Regions from separate parts of the Homo sapiens genome. Here region 2 is linked to region 1. Evidence: chromatin loops called from intact Hi-C (ENCODE). Cell type or tissue: GM12878. All regions are shown on one strand.

Region 1 (2,500 bases):
ACGTGGCATTATAAGCTATTTTGAGGTTTTTGGAAAGGGAGAGCTATGAGTGACAACCACAGCAGGGCGTGCTGAGGAATTTAAACCCAACTCTATCATCTCCCTGTTGGCAGAACATAAAACACATAATGCTGTTTTAGTAATCAATCTTTCATGTATTTATTTTAAGGAAAAATAATTTCATTAAAACTTACAGAGTGGGAAAAGGAGTGATATAAAAGTCAACACAGTACATTTATATTCAATGAGAATTATTTTTTAAAACATTATGGCTGCTATTTACAAGGGTGGCGTTCGTTTTATACTTAAAATCACAGCAGCTTTTGTAACACTTTTTTTAGGAAATAATGAAAAATCTGATTTGGATTACGACTCAAGTTGAATATTTTTAAGAACTCTTTAATTCTTATACATGTCAGTTGTATAAACAAAATAATGTTGGGAGAATGAACTCAGAAACTTAGAAGCTATCAGTCATTTTTCAGATTTGCCTCTATGCTTTGTTATTCTATTATGTTTGAAAGGGTCTTCAGACAGAGATGAGAATTTAAAGACAATAAATGAAGAGCATTGTTTTATGATTGTGACTTCAATATGCAAGTCTAGTGAGAACTATCTCTAAGTCAGATTTGTGGATATGTCAGTACTGTTTAAAATGAAATTCAGCTGTCTCCCCTCTCCATCCTGGAAGCATTTTATACGTCAGCATTGTCTACTGTTTAGTTGCAGAATATTTTGCTCAGTGGTCATTATAACTTTGGAGGGCACGCCTTAATGCCTAACATGTGTAAAAGGTATTTACCTATAGTAACCAGTAATTTTACTTACATTTTCTCCCAAGCATTGTGGAATCTCAAAAGCCTTCGACTCTACGCTTCAAGTCCAAAAAAACTAAGCAGATTTGTGATACCACTTCTTTTTCATGGTTCTAGATAAAACAAGTAAGAATTTTCTTTCTAGTAAAATAAATGGATTTGCTTCTCTGGTTTTCTACTCTAAGTACTAAGAAAAAGGGAGGTACAATACTTAAAGTTAAGGATTATTGTAACTAGGATAGAATAAATAGAAACAATTAATTTTCCCCGTAGATCTATATCCATGACCAAGGATAAATGAAAACTGTGACATTAGGATTTGAGACAGTGTTTTGCTATTTTGTGGTTATTTCAGACTTACTGTTTTAAAGCAAAATCAACTTATTACCATTTTGAAAATGAGAAAAACCAAATCCAAGTTTTGATTCAGACTTTACTAATAGTTCTATGTCACATGATTAATAAACCTCTGGGGGATATAACTTTTAAATATTATAATAAAAATAAATGATATTTGGCTTTTTGTTTTTCCCTTTGAGGGTGAAATAGAGCTAATGGTCTTTGAATCTGACCTCTTTGCTGCTATTCCCATTTTTTCCAAAAGGTGGCGCATGTGTAATCTTTTTCTTTATCAGGGTGCAAAGAACCTGGGGAGCCAGAGGGACCTGAGTGAATTTTCAGAATTGTTTTTCTTCAACAAACTCAAGGTGGCCACATCAGAAATCTGCATTTCTGCAATGGCAGTTTCTTTATGCTCAAAGAACCCTTCAAATAAGAATTAATCTGATTTTGTGAAAGAAAAACATGCTTCCTATGCTTCCCATCTTAGTTTGGTTTAAACTTTGGAGTTCTTTTTGCCAAGTTTATTTTATAATGTTTTTCTTCCTTTCTGATCTTAGACTAAAGTTCTATTTTTTTAAAGATAACCTTGACTCATGTGGAGTTGTCCTTCTTAATTAGAATTCATAAGCAACACACAAGTATGTCTGGACTCTGTCTAAACAAAGCTCTTTGACAGCACAAATGCAGAAGGATAAATCTATCAGACAGGAGAAATCTTTTGAACTATGGGCAGATAAGAGGGAGTCAGAAGTACAGAGGGAAAGGAAAACATGTTGGAGAGATTCTGATGATGAGACAGGAATTCACAGATGAGACCTAAAATCAAACACACAGTTTTTCCCAGCAATTCACTTAAATGTGCTTCCAAACTCTGTAGCTGAAAGAAAAATTTAAATATGATCTAACGAAGTCCAACCACTTCACTTTACAGATGAGGAAACCAAGTCCCAAAAGATGAAGCCATGTATTTAGTGAAACACAACTGAATTCTGTTCTGTTTCTGGTGAAATAATACAAGAATCTGTCAAAGAGGTGTGTTAAGTCACAAGTTGCAGAAAGCAAGACTTAATAGTTTTGAAAATTGTAGTCTTTTAAATCATGATTCTTTTTTATTTAGGCTTGTATTATTTTGGTCACTATGCTGTTTTAGACACTCTCCTCTGCTCCACAGATGAATATGGTCATTCATTAGCCATTAAGTTGTAGATCTGTGCTGTCCAATGCAGTAGCCATTGGCCACTTGAGTATTTCATTGAATTTTAAACTAATTTAAATGAAATGAAATGAAAAATTTAGTTCATCCATTGCACTAGCCGTATTTCAAGTGCTTAGCAGTTGCATGT
Region 2 (2,500 bases), 220 kb after region 1:
AAAGCAAGACAAATCTTTACAGTATTTACATTCTATAACTTAAAATAACTCTGGGAATATGTCATCACGTTCTTTTTAGTGCTATGCAATTATTATTATGGCCAAGTTCTGTCAGCAAAATTAAATGCCCCCATTAAAATCTTAGAGAGTAATTTACTGAGAATCTGGCTACATGTTACCTTATGTCAGCAATCAAAGTATTTCTAAAAGCTGTTTTATAACGTTCCATCTGATCTGAAATAAAGTGCCTTACAATTTCAAATTAAAACAAATAAAAGACGTTTTCAGTTTCTAACCCCAAAGATCCTGCTTATCCCAAACTACTTTGATCCAAAAGCTTGTAATCATACTTTCATAGAAAGATATAATATTCTCAGTTATCTATTAGAATGTAGATCTTTCGTCACATTAATGATTTATCTCCCAGGGCTACCAACTTTGCCTCAGCCACAACTGTTCACTCTATAAAAGTCTAACTCTTATATTCCAATTTTCCCATATCTAAATTGCTGCACCTAAGACATTGAAATGTACTTTTTTGAGCCTCACCTTAGAAACATGTTCCTATGAGAAGATAACTGTTACACATTATTTCAAATTCATATTCTCAATTGAATAATTTACTAGATAGTTCTAACACCAGTATTAAATCCAAACTTTAAAAACATCACACCTCTCTCCCACCTCCATTCTGTGAGGCCACTAAAAGCCAGATATGCAAACCATGGCATCTTCGATTTTGGCATGAAGAAAGTAGAGAACTTGTGAGTAATTGAGAGAGACTATAACTCTAATTGAAAACTTGGAAAATACTATCTTTCTCTACCTGTTGAATCTCTTTCCAGAAAGAGAAACCTTCAGAATGTGTGACATTTTCCTGATAAACATTAGCAATTATTAAATATTACTAATATTTTGTTTAGTAAATAGCTAATTTATGAAATATTAGTTCCAGAACACAGTTTTGCAATGTGCTTTAAAAAGTGTAGAATGTTAAGCACAACATGAACTAGTATGCATGCACACCAGCACCAAGAATTCTGTTCTCCTTCCTCAGAACCAACAGTAACCAGACACTTTTAAAGGAATGTGCCTTCCATTTCCCTCCCACATACAAGCAAAACCTCAGGTTGCCCATATTCCCGTAAGGATCTTCTTCATGAGTCATTTTAATGATGTCGAATGGTAGGGTAGAGTATACAGTTAAAAACTGTCTTCTCATTCTCTTTTTTTGAGAGATGATCTGAAGCAGTAGTCTAATTCGGTGGTCAATGAACACCACCCAGAAACCTCTTACAGGAAGGCATTTCATTAAGGAAGAGCCTGGAGATTGACTGGAACAATTAGGCTGGGCTCGCCCAGAAGGGGGCGCACGTGTACGCAATCTAACCTGAAAGCTGCTCACTACATAGTTGTAAACATACACCTTTGTCCTCATACCTAAATAAAAATTTAAAAGACGCTGTTAGATGCACTAAAAATAGCTATAAAATAACAAAATGCACATTTTCTAATGAATTTAATGTTGCAAATTGAATGTCTTTTTCTTGAAAGTATATATTTTTTTAATTAATAAATGTTTCATCTTTATTTAGGATTCAAACCATTTGCCAAAAATGAGTCTAAGTGCATTTACTCTCTTCCTGGCATTGATTGGTGGTACCAGTGGCCAGTACTATGATTATGATTTTCCCCTATCAATTTATGGGCAATCATCACCAAACTGTGCACCAGAATGTAACTGCCCTGAAAGCTACCCAAGTGCCATGTACTGTGATGAGCTGAAATTGAAAAGTGTACCAATGGTGCCTCCTGGAATCAAGTATCTTTACCTTAGGAATAACCAGATTGACCATATTGATGAAAAGGCCTTTGAGAATGTAACTGATCTGCAGTGGCTCATTCTAGATCACAACCTTCTAGAAAACTCCAAGATAAAAGGGAGAGTTTTCTCTAAATTGAAACAACTGAAGAAGCTGCATATAAACCACAACAACCTGACAGAGTCTGTGGGCCCACTTCCCAAATCTCTGGAGGATCTGCAGCTTACTCATAACAAGATCACAAAGCTGGGCTCTTTTGAAGGATTGGTAAACCTGACCTTCATCCATCTCCAGCACAATCGGCTGAAAGAGGATGCTGTTTCAGCTGCTTTTAAAGGTCTTAAATCACTCGAATACCTTGACTTGAGCTTCAATCAGATAGCCAGACTGCCTTCTGGTCTCCCTGTCTCTCTTCTAACTCTCTACTTAGACAACAATAAGATCAGCAACATCCCTGATGAGTATTTCAAGCGTTTTAATGCATTGCAGTATCTGCGTTTATCTCACAACGAACTGGCTGATAGTGGAATACCTGGAAATTCTTTCAATGTGTCATCCCTGGTTGAGCTGGATCTGTCCTATAACAAGCTTAAAAACATACCAACTGTCAATGAAAACCTTGAAAACTATTACCTGGAGGTCAATCAACTTGAGAGTAAGTAAAAAGCTGTTCCTGT

The links. A loop is a pair of places that touch in the nucleus more often than their neighbours do. Peaks named below come from ENCODE experiments on the same cell type or tissue, not always from the same donor. Only the 100,000 strongest peaks of a DNase experiment are listed, where the experiment ranks them.
Region 2: it touches region 1 in a loop (2.5-fold over the local background); 12 of 110 quality-filtered maps call a loop at or near these places.

Annotation. Positions count from the first base shown.
Region 1 is chr12:91,325,549-91,328,048 of GRCh38, reverse strand. It overlaps LINC02823 (long intergenic non-protein coding RNA 2823), which reads right to left and starts at 1,123. Exons shown (of 4, transcript NR_183611.1): 1 at 829-1,123. All of the region lies in intron 8 of LOC105369896 (a long non-coding RNA gene), which reads left to right. In GM12878, a CTCF peak has its summit at 1,410 (motif pointing right); a DNase peak (open chromatin) is centred at 1,396.
Region 2 is chr12:91,108,096-91,110,595 of GRCh38, reverse strand. It overlaps LUM (lumican), which reads left to right. Exons shown (of 3, transcript NM_002345.4): 2 at 1,596-2,478. The coding sequence starts at 1,617. Among named protein-coding and RNA genes, the nearest start is that of LUM, 2.1 kb to the left of the region's middle. In GM12878, a CTCF peak has its summit at 1,373 (motif pointing right); a DNase peak (open chromatin) is centred at 1,365.